Regions from separate parts of the Homo sapiens genome. Here all the other regions are linked to region 1. Evidence: chromatin loops called from intact Hi-C (ENCODE). Cell type or tissue: dorsolateral prefrontal cortex. All regions are shown on one strand. Region 1 overlaps MARCHF1 (membrane associated ring-CH-type finger 1). Region 2 holds the start of MARCHF1 (membrane associated ring-CH-type finger 1). Region 3 overlaps MARCHF1 (membrane associated ring-CH-type finger 1). Region 4 overlaps MARCHF1 (membrane associated ring-CH-type finger 1). Region 5 has its middle 5.9 kb from the start of SMIM31. Region 6 overlaps MARCHF1 (membrane associated ring-CH-type finger 1). Region 7 overlaps MARCHF1 (membrane associated ring-CH-type finger 1).

Region 1 (4,000 bases):
TTGGAGCTTGCAGCACCGCATCCAATTAGACCTCAGTTGTTCTTACTGTCTAGATTAATGCGTCATGCTGATAACATCTCTGAGGAATGAAGATGAGATTTGTTCAGGCAGAATTAAGTCAGCGAAAGCACCTGTTCCCCACTTCTGTTTTCTAAGTACAAATATGTTTTTCGGAATACTGAGTCTCATATGTCTCATATCAGGAAAATACAATCTATTTTTATTAACTATGTGAACAAAGATAAGAAGGGTTATTACAAAAGTTACTTTGCATATACTAGGTAGAAACAGCTAAAAGATGGCACAATGATGGCTTCATTTCTGTAAGAAATGGAGCAAATATCATTATAGGTTTTAATATATGCCCCAGTAACTTCTCATTCTTGTTGTCAAATTCAAAATGGTATCTTAAGGTTTCATGTTTCCCAAAGACATACTGCTCTGGGTGACAGATTTCACAAAAGGTTAAAGGAACTCAAACATTCCAAATAAACTCAAAGCATGAGCGTGGGTGTGTGGCTTAGAATTATGTCTTCTGTGGGCATCGCAGGACATGAGAAGCAGTCTGACTAGAAAGGTCCCGCTGTCTCTGCCCCAGGGATGCTATTCTAACAAACTTAGTGACTGCAAAATCCAAGAAGCTACCCAAGAATGGATACATGAAAAAAATGGCTCTTTTCCTCAAAAGCTAATTCACTTGGATTTCTATACATGAAGACTCTTTTACTTTTCAAAAACATTTTTGGGGTTAGCTGATACAGTATTTTACCAAGAAGGGCTCACATTGCTTTGCAGTATTTAGACTAGTACTTGAGACACACCAGTTGAGTAAAAAATAGAGGTGTGATAGCAGGGAAAATGCAACTTATAAATCCAAGCATGGTTGAAATATCATTTTTAAGGCTTTAGAAAAAGGTGCATTTATTTAAAGTAATAGTAAGAGATATATATTGTACTGATATGCTTGTCACGTTAGTTTACAATGTGAGGAATACGCCACTAAGAATTGTGACTCAGTGGTGCTGCTGGATGCATGAGAGAGGTGTTAACAACTGCCAGATGAGAAATTGTCCAAATGCAAAGGTATTAGTAGAGTCAGAGGCCAAGGGAACATAGAAGGTGTTGGAAAGAACAATGGAGAGCAGAGAGAGCTGGGGTAGGAGCAGGAGGCCTGGGGTGGTGTGGAGGGAGAGGAGTACAATGTGGTAGTTAGGTCGAACAGGCTAGAAGCCACATGGTCAGAGAGGCTTGGAGCGAAGCAACTAAGAACTCAGACTCCTGGGTTAGGGAGACTTGGGTCAGAGACCCCTGTCTGGCTTGGGTCAAGTAACCTAACCTCCTAATGCCTCAGTTTTCTCATTGGTAAAATCAGGATGACAACAGTGTCTCTTGTATAGAGTTTGCTGGAATTATATGAGATAATCTAGTTAGCACATAGTAAACAGGGAAGTAAACCAGGCATAAATATTCTAAAAATAGTGTGACCAGTAAATTCAAAGCTACCAAATTATTTTTATAAAACAGATAAGCCATTTTATGTTCAGTCAACTAAATGATGATTAAGAATTTCTCTACAAAATATATGCACATTACTTATTACATGCATATGTAAATATATATGAGCCCAATGTTAGATTACCAAAATAATTTTTCTTATAAACCTTGTCTTGATCTCTCACTGGTTTCTTTCAAGATTTTCATGACAGATGGGATTTCCTAAAAGTTTTAAGCAAGATATTTGTAATATAGAAAAAAAGGTGCTGAGTAAAATCATCCACTAGAGGGAGTAATGATATCACGCATAATGATGATATGAATGGAAAAAAGAGAAATGGAAAAATGTTTGTATATCTGTCCTGAGGGTAGATATAATATGTGGGATTTAGGCACATTTGCAGTGGAACTGTTGGGATAAAAGTTAAAATTGCAAATTCCTAAGCTTTGTTCCAGATTTATATCTGGGGGTGTGGCCTAGGAATCTGCATTCCTGGCAGGCACTCCGAGAGATTTTTATATATGCTGAACTTTGACAATTACTTCCCTAAGGAAGGAAAAGTTCAGGGACATATTTTAGAGTGGCATTGTAATATCTGACGGTTTTTCACAGAGTGAATATACTTTCACCTCCTTCCATATCCCCCCAAAAAACTCACCTAAATCTGAGTTGATTAATATCACCATGTAAGAACACAAATTACTTGAAAGTTTAATTAATAGATGCATTTAAACAAAGTTCCTTTAAAAATATTGAATCAATACTTGGTTGTCTGTTTTCTCTCGGAGGTTATGGTGAAAGATATTTTATCACACATTCTGAAAGAGAAGTCAGTATATTACTGCTTCAGGCATGTTGAACCAGCAGAAAATCTACTGAGCTGTGTCCATGAGGATACTTAATTATGGATTGTGGCTTCATAAAGAAAACAAAAGGAATAATTGGGTTACATTTCACAGTGGCATAGTCTCTCTTCCCCAGAGGTTGAAACCCTTGCCGAGCGGACTCTTGGATGACACTGCCATTGATGATGTTTTCCCTGGAAGCCCATTTCTGTTGTGGGCTCTTCGCCTCTTACCTCTTCAGTGAACAGCTATGGCACACGTGGAATCTGCACAGGTCTGTGGTCACTCTCTGTGCCTAAGTGATCATAGCCTTGCCGTTTAGGAGACAGTGCTCGTGTACTAAGCAGAAGCACAGACACTGGGAAGATTAAAAGAGAAAAGCTTTTAAAAATACCCAATTTTACCCCATCATTTTCTAGTTGAAGAAACTGAGGCCCAGAGCACTGAGTTGACTTACCCAGTCATTATTAGATGACATTATTAGATTTTTTTTCGTTCAGGAGCTAATTATTAAAGCATCACAATGTATCGGACATTGTTGTAGGATGCTAGGGAAGAAGACAGCCAAGATTTCTGCTTTGATGAAGCTTATATTAGGGTCCCAATTGTGGAATTTTGTGTAGTTGTTAAAATAGGGAACTGTGTAATTTTCCATCAATAAGAGATAATAGGTTTTGATTTCATAAGTGCTTCTATCCCTTTCTCAATTCTGTTGTGTATGTTTAGAAATGTCTTTCTAGAATATTCCTTTGGGTGGCAGCAAATAAAAAGAGAATCTTTTTGGAACCGTCTATTTGTATCTACCCACAGTAAGCTCATCTACTGACAATCCATTGTTGATGCTTATTCTCATGGGTCAAAAAAATTCTTACATCCTATTTGCACTCTTTAATAGCAGTGTCACATCTGAACATTGTATTTAATGTAATTGAGTTGATTTTTTTTTTTACTCTCGAGAGTCTCTTAGCCACATATACACTTGAAATAAATCATATATATACGATTTATATATAAATAAAACAGAATATATATTTGTACATATATTCTACTCCAGTTTAAATGAGAGCCTGTGAAACTTGAAGTATTGGTTCCAGTTTTGGATATAATAATACTTTAAAAAATAGTGTTTTAGTTACTATATCTAAAAATCCATTTTATCAGTACTTTGATATCAAGCATGATTAATTGGCTCAATATATTACATTTGAATTTGTTTTTGGCACCATACTGACTCAGCGTTTCTTAAGAATTTTGTCCTAAAACTGAAGATTTTTTTTTTTTTTTAAAGAGAAGATTCTTTTGGGGTATAGAAATTTCTTAAATTGTATACAAAATATTGTGTGCATTTATTTTTTTCTGGGGAAAGGTCCATGATTTTCAATGGATTCTCAAAGAAATCGGAGACATTTTCCAAGTTAAAGTCCTTGCTTTAAACTGCTCTCCCTTGAATTGATTTAATAGCGATAGCAGGGAAGGGTTGGAGGTATACATAATCTCCACAGGCGGGAAATGAAACTTGTGGTTCAGGGACTCGGTATGTTTGGAAATCAAAAAATGACTTTGCAACCACAACTGGCCAAATTTCCTCATTTACAGCATTTAGGATGAAATCCCAAATGTTGATTCTCATCCTACTGGGTGATGGGAGAAAGTGTAAAAT
Region 2 (4,000 bases), 830 kb after region 1:
GGTCTCTCAACATAGCGTGACATAATCAGACATATAATTATGCACTTCCCAGTAGAGATACGCATGTAAAAGCTACAATGAGCTTTTCCAAAATCAAAACTGACACAGCACCTTCTGATAGTCCCACCATTCATATTTAGTAAAGCCTCCCTGTATTATCTCACCCAGTTTCTTTTTAACTTCCACCACATTGATTATTCCAATAATTTTCTATCAAATCTGTTCTGAAAAGACTCAAACTTTATCAAAAGAGCAATCACTAAGAAAAATTATTTCAATCCTGTTTCAGAAAAGCTTCATTAGAATCATCTATCTTTAAAGAAAAAAAATCATCTGAAGAAAAATTAGCCTCTTTCAAGAAAAATAAAATAACCCTTTGAATTATTATTGTGATTGTTGCTTTCTTATACCATAGCATTATGTTAGATGCTGGGATACCAAACTGGTATACCAAGAATCTCCTTAATGTTCAAGGATTATTTACATTTAATATACATTAAATTCATACATACAAAATTACTATTTAAAGTTTAAATATTTTCGATTGTAGTGGATGAAAACAGAAAAAGTCACTGAACCCCCAAAGTAGCAAACTTTCACTTCTTTCCATCTTTTTCACGAGATATTCCTTTTGTAAACACATTGACATTAGAAACAGATGTTCTGATAGGTACCACCGCTTCCTTGTGATCTGAAAATTGAACCTCCTAAACAAGGAATTCATCAATAAAACCTGTGTCCGCCAAGCAAAAAGCCAGGGGGTTGGGTGTTGGCATGTTGGCTATATAGCACTTATAGGCGAGACAACTCTAAACTAAGGTACCTGAGCAGGTTCAGAATCTTTTTTCGTCAAACCCACAGAGCTCTATAATAGAAAACATTTTGATCTCAAAAATGTTTAGCAAGCAAATCTTTTCTGGAACTACTGAATAACAATAAGAATTGCCAGGAAAACGTGAGGCTCTCTAACTACATATTGGCCATGCCTCTGATTCCATTCACCTGTCACAAATCTCCAAAATCAGCGCTTCAGAAACCAGAGAAAAGAGCGAGAGTGAGTCTCCCTTAACTTTGCCATTTCCCTCACACCATTTGGGGATAAAACTTGGGCGTCTCTCTGCCTCGACTGGTCACTCCACTTCCTGGAGCTCCAGAAACTCCCTCAGCACCTGGATAACTGCGACACTCACCCGTGAGCGCAGGACCCTCCTGGCGTCTTAAGTCCCAGCTCTCAGTCCCGCTGGCCGCAGGAACACAATGACATCTCTCGCCCAGGAGGGCGGTTGCAGGGAACCGAAATCGGACACAACAGTTGCAGTGAACCCGACTCAGGGTTGAGCGCATCAGCGCTAAACCCAAGACAAAGGCTGCCCTGTGTCTTCCGTACTCAGCGCTCTCCTTTGGTAATCGGTCCCCGTCCCCTTCAAGCCCACACTAGGAGCGCGTGAGCCTGTGAAGTGGCTGTCATCGACTCCGCGCTTTCCGAGGGGTGCGGCTCCGTGACTAGTACCACGCCGGTGTAAACAGCGCGCCGCGCACTGGGGATCCGCCAGAAACGGCGCGCGCGCAGAGCGGGCGCTGGGGGCCAATAGTAGCAACTACCCCAGGCTGCGGGCTGGAGCCGCCTCCTCTCACCAGAGAGGCGCCTACTGGGCGAGCCCGCCGCCCGCAGGTTGGGTGGCAGCACCCGCCGCGAACCCCAGCCACGCTCCCCAGTGGACCCACCAGGCAAAGGCACCTGCTGCCTGCCCTCCAGGGCTGATGCTGTGCCAAGCCCCGCTCGGGATCAGGGACAAGCCGCCCAGGACTACCAGCCGGAGAGAAGGGGCTCCCAGTGAGGCTGATTGAATGAATGATGTTTGCAGTCACTTACCGGCGGAGGGTGAAGTAGCTCAGGCGGCCGCCAGGCTGCGTGCGGCCGGCATCCCGGGGCGCGGGCATTCTCCCATCCTTTGTCAGTTGCGGGTGGAGCGCTCCTCCCCAGCTAGCGGACGAGCAGCCGGGTGGCAGGCAGCCCGGCTCTGGCTCGGCTCCCCAGTCCTCTCCCCTCCTCTGCTCCCCCTCCCCTTCTCCGTCCCCCTCTCTGAGCCGGCATTCACTGGGCTCCCATGATGTCATCCAGTGGAAATCTGCCATGCTCAAAGACTGGAATAATCCAGCGCTCACGCGGGGAACGCAGAGCAGGCGGAGGAGGCAACAGAGCCTCTAGGAGTTCCCAGAACTAGCATCTCCAGGTTAACTGGAGTCAAGGACAGGACATAGGGGAGTCTGCGGAAAGCAGGCTCCGAGGGTGTATGTGGGCCGGGTGGGCGCGGTGGGGATGGGGCCGGGGATGAAGAGCCTCTTCTTTGCCGTAAAGATTCCTAAATCAGTACTTAAACTGATGGCAGATGCCAAGGATAAGGAGAAAGTTTTTTTCTGGCTGCTCAGTAGCTCAGGTGCCCCATCTCGGTGATGGACACCTACACTGCAGCCACGATAATAATTAGAACCCCTGGAACCCTCAGAGCCCTAGTCACAATGAGAAAGTTTAGGATGTCTGACCAATGACAGCTTAAATGATGAGCAGCTAAAGTGAGGGAGAAAGATGTGTACTGTTTACAGGCGGGAGTCTGAGGCAAAACATTAAACAACGAGGGGACCTCAACAATCTATGACATGAACACCGAAAAGACCGCTGGTCTGAGGCAAGAAGGCACCAGTAGCAATTCACTCCTAGCCTTAGTATTGACCTCCTGTCTTCCCACCATATACTAATGGACACTCGAGAAGCGACTCTCTTGTGGCCTCACCCAAAGACTGTCATCAATGATGAAACTATTTAAATCACAAGGTTTATTGAAACTCATAAAAGGTGCGATGCCAAATCTTTTGCTCAAGATTCTATATAACATCAATAGAAGTTTTATTAGAGGAATAGACAAACAGCCTGAGTATTTTTGAAGATTCCGCTCTTTTCATGGAAACAGGCAGATACACCAGATCTGAGACCCAGCCCTACAGCAATCTAGAGCAGCTTCATGTCAAAAACTCTCCTGTTCAGGGACCAGATTTCAACAGCTCATGGTTTGTGCTCTAATCAGTCCAAGCTTCAAGGAGGCTCTTGAGTTCCCAGGATTACCTACCACCTGTCATTCCTGGAAGAGACTAAGCTTGCAGAGAAAAGTACCAGCAGCCAGTGCTGATTAGGCAGTCTTCAGTGAGAGTGCTGGGTGGGAACGTGCAGCCTCTGCCGCTGCATTCATCACCATTATCCTTTACAAGTGTGAAGACTAAGAATAACATTTATTACAAGTGTAGATACGGTTAGAAACTCCTTAATCTTTGTAAATACAAAGAGGACTCAATAAAATAATAACAACAACAATTTAAAGGCTACTCACTATCAGATAGGCTTCTTATTGCATTGTGAAATTGTGAAATCCAATGGGACTTTTCTGAGGAAAAAGTAATAAGTATGAAAAAGCAGCATCAGAAATTATTTTAAAAAATAAACTATCAGTGTAATGGATAAAGAAAATAATGGCACATATACACAATGGAGTAATATTCAGCCATAAAAGAGAATAAGATCCTGTCATTTGCAACAACATGAAGGAACTGGAGGTCATTACCTTAAGTGAAATAAGCTGAGCACAAAAAAGACCGACTTTGCATGTTCTCACTCATTTGTGGGAGCTAAAAATTAAAACACCTGAACTCACAGAGATAGCGATTCAAGTGATGGTTACCAGAGGCTGTACAAAAATATAGATAGATAGAATGAAGAAGATCTAGTATTTGATAGCACAACAGTGACTACAGTCAACAACAATTTATTGTATATTTTCAAATAACTGAAAGTATAATTGAAATGCTTATAACACAAAGAAATGATAAATTCTTGAGGCAATGATACCCCATTTTCCCTGATGTGAATATTACACACGGTATGCCTGTATCAAAATATTTCATGTATCCTATAAATATATATACCCACTATGTACCTATAAAAATTAAA
Region 3 (4,000 bases), 370 kb after region 1:
AAGATTTAAAATTTTTTCTCTCTTCCAAATGAAGTATAATAAATGAAGGAATGAAGTTTGTACATTTTCTTTCTGTTATTTGTTATCCAAGTTCTCTTTTTTTAATGATTGCCCACTTCTGAATTAGGCATTTGATGTTGAATGGGGTATATATATAGTTTACTCATGTTAGAAAGGCTTCAATTAGATGTTCAAGCTCTTGAGAAATTCTCTATGTAATTCTTTCATGTAATTCTCTACAGTAGAAAAAATGGAAAGAAAGTGCCTTTGTCAACTTCACTCACTCATTCTTTTTTCACTGATTTACTCTTTCTATTCATAAATATTTACTTAGTATTATCTATATGCCAATTATTCTGCTGGGCCAAAGGGATTAAAATAAAACAACACATCAACATAGTGCCTTTGATTGAAGATGCTACCCTCCCAGTAGCTAGACAAAACAAAAATGTAAGATAAAGCAGAACAACAAGTGCAAGAGGACAGGCAATCAGACAATGGATAGGGAAGAAGAGCTAGGCGTGGTGGCAGAGGACTCTTTTTGGCATTTAGGTGGACTTTACAATTATTATAACTCTAGGGTAGTTGGTATTATGACTTGCACTTTATGGATGAAGAATCTAGGACAAAGACAGAATGTAATTGACTTGAGGCAATCTTAACTGCATTATCACAATGACAGAAAGGTGAGTTGCTATATTCTTTTTTGATTGAAAAGTCTGGATAGAAATGGCATTTCAATCAAGTTTGCAGCAGCCTTTGAACAAAACGTTAAAATTCTGATTTAATTTATGTATCAATATTATAAAGACTAAATATAAAAAAGTAATTTGTAAAGTAACAATCAAGGAAAATTGGACATGCTGAGAGTGGTAAAAATCTACTTTAAGGACTAACTTTTTAATTTCTTTTCACTGGGTTTTAAATTTTTAACCACAATGAAATTAAAATATATTATTTTCTTAATATAACTTTTGAAATCTCACTGTTCTATTGTTTTCTATAGTGTAGTAATTGTCCTCAAGATACCAATGGGACAAAGGGGAAAAAATAAGAGACCTATATGTGCTTCTATTTAAGAAGCTTTGTAACTTTTGAATAGAGAGAAAAAATAACATATTGTTTATACCAAAACATATTTGAGATTTAAAATAGGCACAAATAATTCTGAAAAAGAATCATCCAAATATTTTAATAGAGCTTAAGTAGGATACTTTCTCTCATCAAACTTTCATTGTAACTTTATTTCTTCTATATCCAGCTACATTAATCTTGATATTTAAAATTATGGTAGAGAAGTTATGAAATTAGACAACTAGGTACATTTCTTAGGATCACTGCTTCCTTGCTGCACATATTCAAACAAATTACTTTACCCTCCTAAGTCTTTCAACAGTAAAATGGCAGCAATAATAATGGCTGCCTCATAGAATTATTATAGGCAAAGCACTTAAAGCAGTGCCTGTACAGAGAACAAAAAAATCAATGAAGGTTAGCTACTAATTTTTATCTACAGTTGTATGTACTCAAAATTATCATATATATTTATCCTTTTCTGCTGCAATAATTCTGATGCCATAGTGATCAGATTGACTTAACAATTTTTTCAGAAAAGCTCTTACAGTTCATTTTTGCCAATTAAGTATTTTTTTTCCCTTCATCAGAACACTGCTTAAAAATCGTGCCAACTGTGGCACCTTCTAATGCTAACCAGGTATATATATCAATATGTCAATGATAACACATTTAAGCAAATGTAGGTAAATTGTATGACAGTATCACAGACGATGAAATCAGAGTTTGGGAGCTATAATATGTGGTAGAAATAACCATCTACTCCTCAGGTTAAGTGATTTGTTCCAGGCCACATGACATTTTTTGCAGGGCAGGACTAGATCCCATATATTCTGATTTCTAGTGCATGGTTTGTTGTTTCTAGCATGGTAATATAATATATTGTTTAACTAAGACACTTTTGTGAAAGAAAGAGGGCACTATAAAAAACATATTGGAAATATATATAATATATATAATATATTATATATTTATATTATATATATTATATATAATATATATAATATATATAATATATATATAATATATTATATATAAATATATTATATATACTATATTATATATAGCTAATTTGTTGTCTCAGGCAAACTAGGATTATGGCATACCAGCCATGAATTAATAGATAAAATGGAAATTTTGTCAAGTATTTTAATATGGAGAATTTAACATGGGGTATTTTTAAGGTATACAGAAATGGAAAAGCAATCAGGGAACACTAAGTTAGACAGTAACTGTAAGAATCAACCCTCATTTCTTGGGGTGGGAAAACAAAAATAAAGACACTGATATTTTCAAACCTTAGAAGTTCAGAGGAGGGCACCAGAGACCTAGAATTAAACCCCTTTGGGGAATAGGAACCAACAGATCATTGCTGATACCTCAGAAATTGAACAGAGGACCTCAGGAGAGTTGGGACTCAGACCTTTGGGGAAGGCATGAGGTCCAGGTGAGGATGTTACCTTAGGAGTTTGGAAAAAGGACTTGTGGTTTGGGCCTTTGAAAATGGTGTTTTTTTTTTTTTTTTCTGGTGTGATGATTAATTTTATGCCTCACTTTGGCTGGGTCATAATGCCCAGATATTCAGTCAAACTTCATTCTAAACATTCTGGAAGTGTTTGTCTATCCAATGCCTGTTCCACCATCATATTTTGAAAACACAGAGTCTGTTTTTACAAGTTTATAGCTGGAGAGGAATTTTGCCTTAGATAAATCACAGGTTTTGGTTCACTAGGTACATTGTCAAAGAGCGCTGTGACTCATCCTTGTATGATTTAGATGATATTTTTGATAATCTTGATAATTTTGATGATTTTTTAAGATGAGACTTGACTTTAAAGTTGATGCTGAATAAGTTAAGACTTTTGGGGCTATTTGGATGAAATGAATGTACTTTGCATGAAATAGGGATGTAACATATTTTGGGGGGTGGCAGGTGCAGAATGCTGTGAATTAAATTGTGCCATGCCCTCAAATTCATATGTGGAAGCCTGAACCCCAAATGTGACACTATCTAGAGATGGGGACTTTAGGAGGTAACAAAGGTTAAATGAGGTCAAAAAAGTGAGGCTCTAATCCCATAAGTTTGCTGGCTTTCTAAGAAGAAGAAAAGAGAAATCTCTTTGTCTCACTACTTGAGGACACAGCAAGAAGGCTGATACGTGCAAGCAAGGAAGACAACCCTCACCAGAAACTGCATTGGATGGAACCTCAATCTTGGACTTCTAGCCTCCAGAACTGTGAGAAAATAAATTTCTGTTGTTTAAGTCACCCTGTCTATGGTATTTTTATTATGGCAGCCTGAGCTGACTAAGTGTTTTTTGGGTAATATTAACATTTAAATTGGTGCTGTAATTGAATGCATGTATCTCCCCAAAATTCAAATGTTCAAAGTGTTAACCCCCAAAGTGATGACATTAGTATGTGGGGCTTTTTGGAAGGTATTTAGATCATGAGGGTAGAGCCCTGATGAATGGGATTAGTGCCTTCATAAAGGAGGCCTCAGGAGGCGTGTTTGCCCCTTCCACCACGAGAAGTTACACTGAGAATATGGTTGTCTTTGAGAAAATGGGGCCTCATCAAACACTGAATATACTAGTCCCTAAATCTTGGACTTCTCAGCTTCCAGAAAGAAATACATTTCCGTTGTTTATAAGCTACCAGGCTATGGTATTTGTTAGAGCAACCCAAAAGACTAAAACAATGGTGAATATAACAGATTGCTTTCCTAATGTGGGGGTGGGGTTTATCCAATCAGTTGAAGGCTTAAATACACCAATGACAGATGTTTCCTGAAAAAGAATTCTTCCAAGAAGACACACTTGCAAACTGAACTAAAACCTCTCCCTCAGTCTACAGCACACTGGCCTACCTCATCAATTTTGGATTTACCAAATCTCCATAATGGTATCAGCGAATTCCTTGAAAT
Region 4 (4,000 bases), 460 kb after region 1:
AAAATAAACAATAAAATCAGAAACATTTCTATATTGCAGTGGCAATCAATCAGGAAAAGATACATATATCCCATTTATATTACCTACAGACAAAATAAAATACCTAGAAATAAACTTAAAGAAATGAAAGACCTATACAAGGTAAATTATAAAACATTAATGAAAGAAACTTAAGACACAAAAATATGAAAAGATATTTCATGCTCATGATTTAGAAGAATTAATATTTTTAAAATGATAATACTACCCAAAGCAATCTACAGATTAAATGCAATCCCCATCAGAATACCAATGTTATCATTCACAGAAATAGAAAAAAAATCTTAAAATTTATATCAAGCACAAAAGACACCAAATAGCCAAAGCAATCCAGAGCAAAAATAACAAACTTGGAAACATCATAGTATCTGCCTTCAAAATTTACTACAAAGCTGTAGTAACCACAGCATGATACTGGCATAAAAACAGACACATAGACCAATAGAACAGAATGGAAAACCCAGATATAAATCCACAAATTTACAGCCAACTCATTTTTAACAAAGTTGCCAAAAATATGCAATGGTGAAAGCAAAGTCTCTTCAATAAATGATGCTAATAAAAACCTGGATAATGACATTCAGGAAAATAAAACTAGACCCCTATTCTCGAACCACGCCCCAAATTCAAATAAAAATGGATGGAAGATTTAAATCTAAAACCTGAAACTATGAAGCTACTAGAAAAAAAAATCTTTGGGAACAGACTCCTGGACATTGGTGTGGGCAAAGATATTTTGTGTAAGACCTCGAAAGCACAGGCAATAGAACCAAAAATTGACAAATGAGATCATATCAAGCTAAAAAGCTTCTGCACAGCAAAGGATACAATCAACAAACTGAAGAGACAACCCGCAGATGTTAAGAAAATGTTTGCAAACTGTATACCTGACAAGTTGTTAATAACCATAATATAATGAAAAGCTCAGACAACTCAACAGACAAAAAAGTAACTCAATTAAAAACTGGGCAAAAGATCTGAACACACATTTCTGCAAAAGAAACATATACATGGCCAATAGGTATATTTAAAAAAGCTCAACATCAATAACCATCAGAGAAACACAAGTGAGAACGAAAATGAGATACAAATATCATCTCATCCCAGTTACAATGGCTTATATCAAAGAAACAGTTAATAACAGATGCTGGCAAGATGTGGGGAATGGAAAACACTTATACACTGTTGGTGAGAATGTAAATTAGTACAGCTATTACAGAGTCAGTATGAAGGTTCCCCCAAAAAACTAAGAATAGCACCTTCAATAGGAATCAAAAAGTCATGTGAGGTATCACAGTACCTGGTTTGAACATAATATCGAGGAAAGAGGTATTGAAGAGAGTAGGTAAGACACTCTTGCATTGCCTACACCTCACCTACCCTAACTCCAGGCAGCACAGATGGGGAGGAAATGTGTTTTGTGGGGAGGGAGAGCAAAGTGAGTGTGGAGCACTATATTGGAACTCACTTCTGCCTTGTCACAGCAGAACACAGCACAGGGCAGAATTCTGAGAGTGCTCACGGAGGGAGCACATCTAGACCAGCCCTGGGCCAGAGGGAAATTTCTTACACCAGCAGGAAAAACCTCAGTCGTAGCTAGCTTCACCACTAGCTGACGAAATTGGCCTGGGTCCCAGAATAAATTTAAGTGGCAGTCAGGACACAAGGATCACAGTCCTAGGGCAAGTCCTGTTGCTGCACTGGTTTTGTAGGCAGGGAACTTGGGGTGCAACACCAACTGTGGTGTCCAAATGAATGCCAGTGTCACCCCTCCTACAACTCCAGGCACTGTAGCCTCAGTAAAGATTCCTTCTGCTTGACAGAAGGTGAGTACAGAAGACTGTATCTTGCAACTTGGGTGCCACCTGAGCCTAAGTAAAATGAAGCATCAGGAAGATTCCTGAAACCCCAGATTCCAGGTCTTTGCTCCTGGATGGTGCTTATAGATCTACCTTTGGTCAGAAGGGATTCCATTGCCTTGATAAGAAGGACCCAGCTGAATTAACCAACTGCTGACTAAAGTGGTCTTGGGCTTTGAGTAAATAGCAGCAGCAGCAGCAGCCAGGCAATTGTGGCCACAGGCTTTGGGTGAGTCCCAGTATTTTGCTGCTCTGTAAAAATTTGGATGTGACCCTGAACAGTGCCAGCTATGGTGGATATGAGAGTGTCCACATCACCCCTTTCCCCAATTTCAGATAGCCCAGGGCCAAGAGAGACTCCTTTTGATTGGGGAAAAGAAAGTGAGAGACTTTGCCTGGTGACCCAGGGAATTCTCCCTTATCTTACCCAAGTTCACCAAGGCAGTGTCTATAGGAGGCGACAGGATTTGCACCATTCCTGAGCTTATGGAGCCCCCTAGTGCGAAACAGTTGCCGTGACCACAGGCTTTGGTCACAATACTCACTCCCCTTGGAATTTGTAAAAAGCCCTCTCAAGGGTGCATATAAACAAGCCCAGACTGTGAAGATTAGTTTAAATATATAAGTCTTCCATGCCCAGACATCAGTGAATGCCCTCAAGCACCAAGAACACTCAGGAAAACATGACCTCACCAAACACACAAAAGAAGGCACTAGCAACCAATACTGAAGTGATGGAGATATGTGATCTTTCAGACAGGGGATTCAAAATTGTTGTATTGAGGAAGTTCAATAAATTTCAAGATAACACAAAGAAGGAATTAAAAATTCTATCACAAAAATTTAACAAAGTGATTGAAATCATTAAAAAACTCAAGCAGGCATTCTGGAGCTTAGAAATACAATTGAGAAACATAAAAATGCATCAGAGTTGCTCAACTGCAGCACTGATCAAGCAAGAAAGAATTAATGAGCTCAAAGATAGGTTATATCAATATACACAATTAGAGGAGAAAAAAGAAAAAAGGATAGAAGGAGAATAAAGAATGCCTAAAAAAATCTAGAAAATAGCCTCAAAAGGACAAATATAGGCGTTATTGGCCTTAAGGAGGATGGAAAGAGAAAGTTTATTCAAAGAAATAATAACAGAAAATCTTCAAAAACTTGGGAAAGATATGAGTAGCCAAGTACAAGAAGATTTTAAAAATCCAATAAATTTAACCCAAATAAGACTACCTCAAGGCATGTAATAAACTCTCAAAGGTCAAGGATACAGAAAGGATCCTAAAAGCAGCAAGAGAAAAGAAGCAAATAACATATAAAGGAGTTCTGATGTTTCTAGCAGCAGCAACTGTGCAGGTCACAAGGAAGTGAGATGACGAAGTCAAAGTGCTGATGGAAAAAAAAATCTTTCAACCTAGAATATTACATTAATCAAAGTTATCCTTCAAACACAAACTAGAAATAAAGACTTTCCTATACAAACAAAAGCTGAGGAATTTCTCAACACCAGACTTGCCTTAAAAGACATGCTAAAGGGAGTCCGGGTGTGGTGGCTCACACCTGTAATCCCAGCACTTTGGGAGGCCAAGGCAGGTGGATCAGGATGCAGGTGGATCATGATGCAGGTGGATCAAGAGATCAAAACCATCCTGGTCAAAATGGTGAAACCCCATCTCTACTAAAAATACCAAAAAAAAATTAACTGGGCATGGTGATGCACCTCTGTACTCCCAGCTACTTGGGAGGCTGAGGCAGGAGAATTGTTTGAACCCAGGAGGCAGAGGTTGCAGTGACCCGAGATCGCATCACTGCACTCCAGCCTGGAGACAGAGTGAGACTGCATCTCAAAAAAAAAAAAAAAGTAAAGAGAGAAAGCAGAAAGTCAAAAAAATGAGGACAGGGTGGAATAAAAAAGTGTAGAGGTTTTTAGTTTTCTCTTTGTTTGCTTTTTTCCCTTTCTTTGTAATTAGAGTTAAGCTGTTATCGGTTCAAACTAATTTGTATAAAATGTTATTTGCAAGCCTTATGGTAACCATAAAACAAAAACTTATAATAGATACATAAAAATAGAAAGCAAGAAATAACAACATATTACAGGA
Region 5 (4,000 bases), 1.2 Mb after region 1:
GCTTTCTCTATGGGGAAACTGGAAATCGATGAGTCCAAGAAAAAAGAGCTCTAGATTAACATTTGGTAATCTCACAATCTTATGCCTAGGTTCCTCTCAAATCCCCCTAGAGTAAAACCCAGCAGCTGATGAGCCCTGCTACTCTTGAAGTGCCTCCAGTCAGCACTCTTAAATATGATTAGCCAGTTACAAATCACAAGACATTTGTACAGTCTCCAGCATGAAAGGAGAGACTAAGTAAATCAAAAGAACTCAAAGAAAGCAGAGTCAACGTATTGCATGATACTGAGAAAAAACAAAGACTGTTAAAAAACCTATAGTTAACAAGCTTGAGGATAAAACAATATTTCAAGCAAGAAAAAAGGAAAAGTTGCTACCAACAAAGAATATCCAGGGGTAGAGTGGCCAACCATCCCCGTTTGCCCAGAACTATCTCAGTTTTAGCTGAGAGTCCCATATTCCAGGAAAACCCTTAGTCCCAGGCAAACCAGGAGAGCTGGTGACCCTGCTGAAAAGTGGGAATGCTTTTTTTTTTTTTTTTAATTTATTTATTTTTTATTGATAATTCTTGGGTGTTTCTCACAGAGGGGGATTTGGCAGGGTCATAGGACAATAGTGGAGGGAAGGTCAGCAGATAAACAAGTGAACAAAGGTCTCTGGTTTTCCTAGGCAGAGGACCCTGCGGCCTTCCGCAGTGTTTGTGTCCCTGGGTACTTGAGATTAGGGAGTGGTGATGACTCTTAACGAGCATCTGTTTAACAAAGCACATCTTGCACCGCCCTTAATCCATTTAACCCTGAGTGGTCACAGCACATGTTTCAGAGAGCACAGGGTTGGGGGTAAGGTCACAGATCAACAGGATCCCAAGGCAGAAGAAGTTTTCTTAGTACAGAACAAAATGAAAAGTCTCCCATGTCTACTTCTTTCTACACAGACACGGCAACCATCCGATTTCTCAATCTTTTCCCCACCTTTCCCGCCTTTCTATTCCACAAAGCCGCCATTGTCATCCTGGCCCGTTCTCAATGAGCTGTTGGTCACACCTCCCAGACGGGGTGGTGGCTGGGCAGAGGGGCTCCTCACTTCCCAGTAGGGTCGGCCGGGCAGAGGCGCCCCTCACCTCCCGGACGGGGCGGCTGGCCGGGCGGGGGGCTGACCCCCCCACCTCCCTCCAAGACGGGGCGGCTGGCCAGGCGGGGGGCTGACCCCCCCACCTCCCTCCCGGATGGGGCGGCTGGCCGGGCAGAGGGGCTCCTCACTTCCCAGTAGGGGCGGCCGGGCAGAAAGTGGGAATGCTTTAATAAATTAAGGACATGACTTAAGAAGAAATAAGAAGCCATTTGAAGGGTTGACAAATAAAATTGAGGATAAAATGCAGGAATAGAATGAAAAGACAAAGAAAAAATAAAAGGGAAAAAATGTTTTTTGAAAACAGAGACTCTAGGAGGTAGATCATATGGATAATAGGAGTTCTTGAAAGAGGAAATCGAATATAGAAGGGAAGAAGCTATCAAAGAACCAATACAAGGACATTTTCCAAACTGGAAGGACCTAAGTTTTCAGATGAAAAGGGCTCGCTGGAGGTCCAAACAGTGTTTGGGAAAAAGGAATGGCAATGGGGACTTTCCTCAAGAGTGTTAAGAGCTGTAGGAGTGAATAAACAATTATTAAAGTGGAGAAGGAGAGGAGGAGTGTAAATAGAAAGTGAACATATCAAATTCAAAGAATTTGAATGGAATCAGAAATCCAAATGGCATATTTACTCCACAGCAATGCTGCAGCTTTAATCAATAGAAGATCATGCCTTTAAAGTTCTGAAAGAAAATCATGTCCAACAGAGATGTCTATAGCCAGTGCACCATAATAAATGTACAAGGATGGTTTCTGCATCATTGTTTGTACAAGCAAAAACCCATATACAACCTAAATACCTAATGTTAGAGATGAAAGAAATTATAGCACATTTTATAACATTCAGATAATTTAAAATAATTTATTTACCAAATTTCATTGGAGAATGAAATCAATGTGTATGTACTGACATGGAAAGAACTCCATCATATATTAGGTTTCTAGAAAAACAAGTTTCAAAATAGCAATGTACAGTATTAGATACATTTTATAAAAGAGCATAAACACACACACACACAAACAGTATAGATAAAATAAGTGGGAAGAGAAAAATCTCAATTATTAGTGACTATTTTTGGGACACAGAACTTAGAAACCCAGCTGTTACTTTTTGTTTTATACAATTCTATAGTAGTTGGATTTTTTTCCTTAGATGGCCAAATTGTTTTTAAAACAATGCACGTTTTATTTCTTTGTGATGACAGCACCATCTAGTGGTCTATGTTAACAACTTTTAGAATATTTTTGACTTTAATGTGATATTTAATAATATTTTCCTATTAAAATAAAAGCAAGCAACTACAGCACAGGGAAAAACATTTTACTATGGCATTTGAAAGAACAAGCACTCATAATTATTTATAGGCTTTATGTCTTAGAACGATCTCCAAGATGTATCAAACGCAAAAATCAAATACAAAAAAAATGTGATAATCTACTATTTGTGCTAAAAAATACTCGGCTAAAAAAAGCAGAATATTTTTACATATTAGATTATACATGCATAAAGGTAAACACTGGCCACTCTAAGTCTGATATAGATGGAAACCCCCTGCCACAGAACCAGGGAAACAGGAAGCAGGGCCAATCCCTGGCCCCAATATCAAACGGGACACCTCAGACTCAGACCAGTGTTGCGTTTCCGCTTCAAGGGGTCCCAACGCAGCCCCCAGCACAAACAAATTTACCTACAGCCAACCCAGATGGGTCCCAGCCTCTTCTTCTGTCTCAGTACAATGCTTGTCCACCTCCACAGTAGGGCGCGGGGCGGTCGACCTCTGTATACCATTCCTCTAAATTTACTACCTAATTCTTTGCCTTTAATTGTCCCCACGGGGGTCACTGGCCCTTTACCTCAAGGTTCGGTGGGCCTGATGTTAGGTAGGGCATCCACCTCCGCTAAAGGTATCATAGTTCATACTGGTCTCATTAATTCTGATTCCTCTGATGAGATTAAACTTACGGTGTCTGCCAAGATTCCTGTTTCCATTCTGGCCAGTAAGCTCAATTACTTTTACTACCTAATATTGTTTTAAACAAAGGAGATAAGACATGGGGCCCTGGGATGGGCTCCGGTGGCAAAAAAAAAAAAAAAAAAAAAAAAGCCACTTATTGGATTAATGTAATTTCTAAACAATGGCCCACCTGCATCATACACATTCAAGGAAAAAAGTATGAGAGTCTAGTAGATACTGGGGCTGATGTTTCTATTATTTCCTCTAATTTATGGCCTTCCTCCTGGCTTAAACATCCCACTAACATGGGACTAGCAGGGATTGGAAAAACTGATGAAGTTCACCGGAGCACATTTATCTTGCCTTGCACTGGCCCTGATGGTCAAAAGGGTACAATTCAGCCGTATATCACACCAATCCCCATTAATCTTTGGGTAGAGATTTGCTGGCACAATGGGGGGCTGAAATTAATATTTCACATAACTCTTAAAACTCCCAAACCAACACCTGGGAACCTGGAACAATTATAATGTGGGGAAGAGGGTATGCTTGTGTTTCACCAGGAGATCATCAATCCCCTGTCTGGGTGCCCACTAGAAGCCTGAAACTTCGTGTGAATGCTGACAATAAAAACCACAGAGAAAAGATGTCCACGTCAGAGACCACCCTCATACGTGGTGAGATCCTCAGAAACTGGCACGCCAAATCAAAATGGGTCTGGTTCAATCCTCCCTAATGGCAATGGAGACCCCTCTAACTAATCCCACTTCCCCTAATTACCTTTCTTTTTCTCCTTATGAACCTAAAAATCTCACCATTTCTATTAGCCTGAAAATAATATCCCCCTGTTCTTCTCTTCCTCCTTCAGCACTGGATCTCGCTCACAATAGGTTTTATTTAATAATTCTCCTCCT
Region 6 (4,000 bases), 200 kb after region 1:
TAGGTAATCAAAGAAGAAAAATCACAAATGTTTGATAAATGTTTGAAGCTATTCAACTTCATTTGTTATTATAAAATAGAATCCAAATTCATAGCTGTCATCCTATTCCCACTATGTTGTTGAAAACTAGAGTTCGACAACATCAAATCTTGGCAAGAATGCATTGCTATCACTAGTACCCTGCTAGGGAAAATTTAAATTTTTACAACTACTTTGCAAAATAAATTTTCATTGCCAGTAACACTGAAGGTATGCACACTTAATGGCAATTTTCTTCAACAGAATGGTATATGAGGCTTTGTTACCATGTATTCTTTTGAACACACACATATACCCATATTTCATGGATATTCTTCTGCATCTACTCGTTATTTAATAAAATAACAAAATAAAATAACAAAATAAAATAAAATGACTTATTTGAACTAGATGATCCCTTAGGTTTCTTTCTGGATTAGGATACTATGAGGTTTTAAAAATTTCAAATTTAGCATTTTAGTTATTTAATGTTCCAGGAAATGCCTTTTCCTGAACCTACGATTGCTTTTTTTTCTATTATTATTATTATTTTTGCTTCATGAAGAATATTTTATGAAAAAAGACTACTCCAAATGGTTTTACTGTAAGGAACAATTAATAAAGATAATGAATATGTATTTTAAACAATGTTAAAAGTACTATTATGCCCAATTTTAGTGTCTGCTTTTTGAAGAACAATGTGCTATTTATTCTCTCTTTTTTCTATTTTTTTAATCACCACAGCTCCATTGTCATGGAAAGTTGTCTGTAGGAGAGAAGATATTGTCATAAATAGCCTGAGAAACCTGGGATGGGGGGTGAGAGAAAGCCTAGACAAGACCAAACCCTTAAACTCTGAGCCTTACTAGTTCATTAATATCATGGCTGGACCTAAAGACGGGAGCTGAAAGAAGTATTTCTATTAGGGTCCCTGTAAGAAAAAGTAACACTGTTTTAATATTCAAAAGAATATTTGTGACAATAGACAAAGAGCAAGCAAGGTAGTTTTCTTCTTATTCTACTATAGTTACAACACACCAAGACTCTAGAGAAGGCAATGTTGTTAGGATGGGTGTTTGCTGGCTTGGGAACACTGAGCAATATCACCTTTGGCATAAACACTGGCATTATTGTGTCAATTCCAGAATGAACAGCAATAGCGGCAGAAGAGCAGACATCACTTAGGGGACCTGGAGCAGAGGAAAAGATTGTTTGTGAGCAAACAAGAGATACCTCAAAGGACTACCAGAAATAACTAAATGTTTCAGTTCAGTAAGACTCTTGGTTGCAAGGGATGAAAAAGAATTCATTGACTCATGACTGAAAGGCCCAGTGTTGGGTTGCTTTTGGAAGGTCAACATTGTTATCAGGAATAGATGGCCCTCCTTGTTGCTAAGCTTTGTTCTCTTCCATGTGTGATTTCATTCTTAGATCCCAGATAGCTGCAATAGCTCCAAACTTATATTACTCTTGGTTCAAGCCGAGCAAGAACAAAAGCTTTCCTCTATCCCTATAAGCCAAAATCTCCACTCTTATTGGATTATATTTGTGTTGTGGGCATCAGACCTTCAGCTAGAAGGGGCTTCTCCCCTTTCAGATCACTTGAACCAATAATGGAAGAGGAGTTTATTCAAAATGAAATCTGTAGCTATTACTGGAAGATAATAGAATAAAAATTGGAAGTGAAAACAACAAATACCTATTACATAGGGTGAAATTTGCAAGAATAGACATCCTGGATTCTTCAGATGGGATCATATGTCAGTGAATAAATTAGTTATTACTGATAATATGACCTCCGTAATAATGAAAAGCTGATAAGATGTAGATTACTCAGATTACTGGTTGCATTCTAGAGATTTGTTGGGGAGAAAGTTAAATCAATCTTTTTTTGCACCATCCATTCTTCCCATCACCTAAATCCAAGACCACGCTAAGCCTCAACACCTAAAATTCCACAATTAAAATTTTATTGATTTGATTTAAACCTGTTAAAGACTCTTTTTTTTTTAGATAAAGTGCAAAAATATCACTTTACACTTACACAGGAAAAAGAGTTCAAAAGCATTGAGATTAGGTTTTAATAACAGAAGGACAGACAAAGTAAGTTAAAACACGGGACCCTGAAGGCAAATAGAAAAGGAAGCAGTCTTGAGGGGAGAATGAAGAGGGGAGAAGGAAGCAGAAAGGAGACGGCAAAGATTCAACGGATGAACTGCAATTTTGCCCCTAGTCTCACTATCCATTTAAGTTTTAGACTAATGATTTTCCTAGGGATGATTTTGCCCCCAAGGGGACATTCGGCAATGTCTGAAGACATTTTTAGTTTTCCTATCTTAGTAGGGGTGTGGTGGTGGTGCCACCTAGTTGGCAGAGGCAGGAGATACTGCTAAGTATCTACAATGCAAAGATAGCCCCTCACAGCAAATAATTATCTTGTCCAGTATGTCAATAGTGTTGCTGTTAAGAAAGGTACAGACATTTCTCAAACCGTTTAGATGTATTCTAAATTCCAAGCCAATAAAATATGTACAGGGAGATTGCTGCCCCCTACTGATTAGCTTATAGCACACAGGAAGTCGTATACCACAGCTAATAAACTTTTTGTCCTTCTTTTTAAAGTACACCACATCATGAGGCTGGTGATGGAGATTTCTCATAGCAGGTAAAGCCTACTCTGCCAGCCTACCTAAAATATTATAGTTGGCAAACATCAACTTAAGAGATGTTGCATGTTGAATCCCTAATAATACCAGGGCTCTTAGTTTTCTCTGTAAATTTAATTTCAAACTTAACCCCAGCAGTGAAGACAACTGTCTTGTTGGGTATGACACTAACATTTTGGACAGATCATGCAGGAAAAGATAAAAAGTAAACCAAAGGGCAAAGATCCCTTTTTTTTTTTTTTCCTGAAGGAAAAAGATCCAAAGTTGAACCTTGAACTACTGGACATCTGAAAAGAAAAAGAAGATCACCAAAATAAGTATGGAAGCCATGCTGTATTTTTGTTATAATAACAGAGACAGCAAAGAATATAAATTTTTGACAGAAAACTGAGCAAGCTCAATAACACTGGTGCTAAATGAGAGATCCCCTGGAACATATAGACAACTATGTAAAGGTGTACATGAACTTTGTCTTCCTAGGGAAGTAAGCGATATTACCAATGTTGAATTATCAGTTGAACTCAAATTACTGGGCTTTACCTACAATTCACAGATATACTGGTGCCAATCTCACCCCCTCTAATAAGCAGTGAAATATATTTTATTCTATTATATAATTTGACCTTGCCCTGTGTATGCAGCAATTGCCTAAGCTTTCTAAATGCTTGTCATTTTAAGGATATTTGTGACTTTTTCAAAGCAACTCAAATACTACTTAACAGACATAGTAACTTTGATACTTTCACATACAGTTTCTGTTTAGACCATCACAGAAGCCCACGTACAAGGTTGAACATTGAGACACAAAGTAGAAAAATACTTTGTCCAAAGTTATAGAGCTGGAGCCAGAATGTAATCCTATTTGTTTAATTCTTACTCCAGGGCACTATCTACTACACCAGTATAGAGAGATCATGGGTACAGAAGGAAGTCAGTTAAGAAAATGAGCAGAAGGCCAGGCATGGTGGCTCATGCCTGTAATCCCAGCACTTTGGGAGGCCGAGGTGGGTGGATCACAAGGTCAGGAGATCGAGACTATCCTGGCCAACACGGTGAAACCCTGTCTCTATTAAAAAAAAAATACAAATTATTAGCTGGGCGTGGTGGCACGTGCCTGTAGTCCCAGCTACTAGGGATGCTGAGGCAGGAGAATCACTTGAACCAGGAGGCAGAGGTTGCAGTGAGCCGAGATAGCGCCACTGTACTCCAGCCTGGGCGACAGAGCGAGACTCTGTCTCAAAAAAAAAAAAAAAAAAAAAAAAAAGGAAAAGACAAAGAAAATGAGCAGGAGAAAAACAATATTTGGGACTCTAATT
Region 7 (4,000 bases), 120 kb after region 1:
TCTCTGTGCCAACATTTTGTTTTTCAGCAACACTTTACTTCATGTGATATTATTTAGTTTATATTTCTACTCAATCTATGTCAGAAATCAGAAGATTGGCCGGGTGTGGTGGTTCATGTCTGAAATCTCAGCACTTTGGGAGGCCGAGGTGGGTGGATCACCTGAGGTCAGGAGTTCTACAGCCTGACCAAAATGGTGTAACCCCATCTCTACTAAAAATACAAAAAAAAAAAAAAAAAAAAAATTAGCTGGGCGTGGTGGCAGGCACCTGTAATCCCAGGTACTAGGGAGGCTGAGGCAGGAGAATCCCTTGAACGCGGGAGGCGGATGTTGCAGTGAGCCGAGGTTGCGCCATTGCACTCCAGCCTGGGCAACAAGAGCAAAACTCTGTCTCAAAAAAAAAAAAAAAATCAGAAGATTAAGAAAACATACTATGGTTCTTCAGCTGAGATCAAGCAGCATAACAGCAAGAAGATAATGTATAGGTTTAAAGTCATAAGAGGCTGTGCATAGTAGGTCATGCATGTAATCCAAGCACTTTGGGAGGCTAAAGCAAGAGGATTGCTGGAGGCCAAGAGTTCAAGGCCAGCTGCGGCAACATAGCAAGACCTTACTTCTACAAAATAAATAACTAATTAAAAAATTGGCAGGGCATGGTGGCAAATTACTGCAGTCCCAGCTACTTGGGAGGCTGAGGCTGGAGGATGGCTTGAGCCCAGGAATTTGAGGTTACGATGAGCTATGTTGGCATCACTGCACTCCCTAGGTGACAAGGTGAGACCCTGTCCCAAAAAGAAATAATAAATAAAATAAGAACTCAACTAGGTCTATTAAAGGAAACAAAATAAAAGACAAAAAGCAAGAGAGAAAAAATTAAGTTCATATATAATTAAATAAAACAGATATAGACACTCAGATTGGATTAAAAAAGATTTGACAACAAAAAAGGAAAATATTAACCACAAAAAAGCCAGGGTAGTGATTTTAAAATAGAAGAAAATAGAATTTAAGGCAAAAATATCACATGAGAAAACACTGATGTTATGTACTGAAAAAAGAAAAAATAGAAAAAGAAGGCATGACATAAGAATTTATGTGCCTATAATACAAGCTCAAAACATATAAATCAAAACCTTTCAGGGAGAAATAGGTAGGTTAACAATTGTCGTTTGAGATTTTATACACTCCTGTCAGAAACTGTGATCAAGCAGACAAAAAATAAGCAATTTATTCTCCACACAGAAACTAGAGCAAAATTTTAAAGATGTAAATTAGATCATGTCATTTCCCTACGGAAATTCTATAGCTTCCCCCGTTATCAGAATAAAATCCAGAAGGTTCTGCAAGTCTCTGTGTGATTTGGTCATCATTTATTCCCATCTTACTTCATTCCTCTCTCTCCCTTTATATATCAAGTTTTCACCAAACTGGCCTTCCATGGTACCAGCTTGGAAGACACCAAGCTCCTTCTTGCCTTGGAATCTTGGAGTGTACTGAGTTTACTGTCCCCTGCTACAACAGCTTTCTCCATGTTTAGTGCTTTTGTAAGCAATAAACACATTTCTCTTTAAAATATCTCTTCCCTAGAGAAGTCTTGTCAATTCATGCTATATTTAATACCAACAAACAAACAAAGATGCCTATTTTTCCCCATACTTCTCTGTGCCAACATTTTATTTTTCAGCAACACTTTACATCATGTGATATTATTTTGTTTATATCTCTACTCATCTTTGTCAGTCTCTCCCACTAGTGTAAAAGCCCTATTGAGGACTACGACTTTCTACCTCTCGCACATTTAAACTCCAGCAGAGTGCTGGACACACACTACATGCCAACATATTACTAAATTAGGCAGCATGGCAGAGGAAAAGATGTAGCTTTGGAATCCCAGATTTCCAACTTGCCAGTTGTGTAATTTTACAACTCTTCTGGCCTCAGATTCCTCATCTGTAAAAGTATAGTTTCTTAACAACTTAGCAAGGTTGGAAGGATGAATTCATTCATGAGTGAATTCATATGAAAAATTCCAAGAATGGTGCCTAGAATTTAGCAGATAAATTGGTGATGGTAATGAAGAAGATTGTGTTCTGGACTCTTCCTTCTTAGCTCAATTGCCCTTGATACAGAATTATCAGTGCAACTATAAGCTAAAACTGCCACAGATGGAATTCCTTGATTCTCTGTTCTTCCCTATTTCTTATACTAAAACATGGGTGTTAGATTCAGGTCAGGAAAACACTTGAACTTCATTTTGATTATGATGACAATGTTATCAGGCCTGCCAGGTTAAAGCAATCGCCATCTCAGTGTTGTTTCTATGCCCAGGAAAGTGGATGGTATACATTATGATTAAATAACACAGAATCTGTTCTGCCTCTTGCATAGAATTAATTTTGGTATAGCTTCCATTTCATTAGAGGAGCACTTTAAAACAGGTCAAGTGTAACCAAGACTAAATTGAAAATGCATTATTCTTTTTTGGTAGGCCCTCTAAGCTGATACATATTTAATGTAATTTTATAAGGAAGTTCAAATGTCAGGCAGACTCCTTTAAGGAAACAAATGTCTTAAATCTCACACTAGGTAATTTTAGAATAAACATTCAGTATATCTCCTCTACTATCCTGGAGCATTTTCTGGACAGAAAATAAGCTATTTGTGTGAGTTATGTGGCATAAAGCTGACAGTAGTGCATTGAATACTGTTCTCTTCATTGCCTGTGTCTCTTTGGGATTTACTTGATGCTTTCAGGAATACCTTGTATTTTTCTACATTTTCTTTCTCAGTATTGGATTCTTGGAATTATGGAGCTTTAACAAAATTTAAGTTCCTGCCTCACTGTTTATCCACATATTAACAGTTTTATTTATCAGGTTGTTTGGTCAGCTAGACAACCACAGTAATTTCACTAGGTGTAATAGCAGCTCCTTGTAGATAAAATAATTTTATTTGATGGTTTTAAGCAACATTTCATTTCCATACCTGCCCTGATTTCCCAAAAATGAATGCATGAACTAACGAGATGTATACTTTGGGCATTTGCATTTGTCATCATGGTACGGGATTTGGGCAAGAGGGATGAAGCATCCAGTGGAGTTGTAAGTTGTGGCCATAAATCATTATGTGTAGTATTTGGCTCTCAAAACATCCAAATCCGTTGAAAGAGGAGAGGTTGAAATTGTTTCCTTTCCTGCTAGAATGTTTTGGCAGAATCTGAAATGGGAATTTCTGGACCTCATGTTTGAACTGGTGGTATGGATCTCAACAGATCACTAGATTTTTCAGGAATATTCTACCAGATAGGAAGACACCTCTGTTTGATTCTTTTCCAGAAGAAAATCTCTGAGTATGTTCTGCGTCCATTTTTTTCCTATTGCCAGATCACCCTGTCTAGAGCCTACTGCCACTTAACGCTTTTTTAGCAGTAGATGGCAGCACGTGGCCCCACATCTTCATCCCGGTAATAAAGACAGAAATCTGAACATCATCTTAGTCTTCTCTCCTGTCTACTCCTCAAACTCCAGAGTCTTCAACTCCTTACATAAGTGACCTTTTAAAGCAGGGGTCCCTGACCTCTGAGTCACAGCCTGGCAACGATAAAAGGTTGGGGACTGCTGTTTTAAAGAATATCTCATATTTATCTCCAATTCTTTTTTTTTTTTTTGAGATGGAGTCTCGCTCTGTTGCCCAGGCTGGAGTGCAGTGGCACAGTCTAGACTCACTGCAAGCTCCGCCTCCCGGGTTCACGCCATTCTCCTGCCTCAGCCTCCCGAGTAGCTGGGACTACGGGCGCCCACCACCACGCCCGGCTAATTTTTTGTATTTTTAGTAGAGACGGGGTTTCACCGTGGTCTCGATCTCCTGACCTCGTGATCCGCCCGCCTCGGCCTCCCAAAGTGCTGGGATTACAGGGGTGAGCCACCGCGCCCGGCCTTTATCTCCGCTTCTTAAACTTCCATGTTTTACTTGGGCCAGCTGCAATTGCCTGTTAACTATC

What was found. Peaks named below come from ENCODE experiments on the same cell type or tissue, not always from the same donor. Only the 100,000 strongest peaks of a DNase experiment are listed, where the experiment ranks them.
Region 2: it touches region 1 in a loop (9-fold over the local background); 7 of 110 quality-filtered maps call a loop at or near these places.
Region 3: a loop joins it to region 1, with 4 times the contacts of the local background. A loop is called at or near these places in 5 of 110 quality-filtered maps.
Region 4: it touches region 1 in a loop (10-fold over the local background); 28 of 110 quality-filtered maps call a loop at or near these places.
Region 5: it touches region 1 in a loop (7-fold over the local background); 80 of 110 quality-filtered maps call a loop at or near these places.
Region 6: it touches region 1 in a loop (7-fold over the local background); 30 of 110 quality-filtered maps call a loop at or near these places.
Region 7: a loop joins it to region 1, with 4 times the contacts of the local background. A loop is called at or near these places in 51 of 110 quality-filtered maps.

The regions. Positions count from the first base shown.
Region 1 is chr4:163,553,276-163,557,275 of GRCh38, forward strand. The region is part of intron 8 of MARCHF1 (membrane associated ring-CH-type finger 1); the gene reads right to left. Among named protein-coding and RNA genes, the nearest start is that of TMA16, 61 kb to the left of the region's middle. In dorsolateral prefrontal cortex, CTCF peaks have their summits at 1,779 (motif pointing right), 1,979 and 3,083; no DNase peak of the experiment used is centred here; H3K27ac peaks cover 333 bases.
Region 2 is chr4:164,381,997-164,385,996 of GRCh38, forward strand. It overlaps MARCHF1 (membrane associated ring-CH-type finger 1), which reads right to left and starts at 2,023. Exons shown (of 10, transcript NM_001394959.1): 1 at 1,874-2,023. RefSeq lists an enhancer at 1,251-1,752. In dorsolateral prefrontal cortex, CTCF peaks have their summits at 1,770 and 1,976; DNase peaks (open chromatin) are centred at 1,405 and 2,005; H3K4me3 peaks cover 2,867 bases; H3K27ac peaks cover 3,280 bases.
Region 3 is chr4:163,927,896-163,931,895 of GRCh38, forward strand. All of the region lies in intron 3 of MARCHF1 (membrane associated ring-CH-type finger 1), which reads right to left. Among named protein-coding and RNA genes, the nearest start is that of TMA16, 440 kb to the left of the region's middle. In dorsolateral prefrontal cortex, a CTCF peak has its summit at 2,393; no DNase peak of the experiment used is centred here.
Region 4 is chr4:164,010,444-164,014,443 of GRCh38, forward strand. All of the region lies in intron 2 of MARCHF1 (membrane associated ring-CH-type finger 1), which reads right to left. Among named protein-coding and RNA genes, the nearest start is that of MARCHF1, 370 kb to the right of the region's middle. In dorsolateral prefrontal cortex, a CTCF peak has its summit at 2,419 (motif pointing left); no DNase peak of the experiment used is centred here.
Region 5 is chr4:164,746,228-164,750,227 of GRCh38, forward strand. No RefSeq gene overlaps it. Among named protein-coding and RNA genes, the nearest start is that of SMIM31, 5.9 kb to the right of the region's middle. RefSeq lists a silencer at 637-837. In dorsolateral prefrontal cortex, CTCF peaks have their summits at 2,330 (motif pointing left) and 2,335 (motif pointing left); no DNase peak of the experiment used is centred here.
Region 6 is chr4:163,752,710-163,756,709 of GRCh38, forward strand. The region is part of intron 4 of MARCHF1 (membrane associated ring-CH-type finger 1); the gene reads right to left. Among named protein-coding and RNA genes, the nearest start is that of TMA16, 260 kb to the left of the region's middle. In dorsolateral prefrontal cortex, a CTCF peak has its summit at 2,474; no DNase peak of the experiment used is centred here.
Region 7 is chr4:163,675,964-163,679,963 of GRCh38, forward strand. The region is part of intron 5 of MARCHF1 (membrane associated ring-CH-type finger 1); the gene reads right to left. The region is part of intron 1 of LOC107986325 (a long non-coding RNA gene); the gene reads left to right. Among named protein-coding and RNA genes, the nearest start is that of TMA16, 180 kb to the left of the region's middle. In dorsolateral prefrontal cortex, no CTCF peak of the experiment used is centred here; no DNase peak of the experiment used is centred here.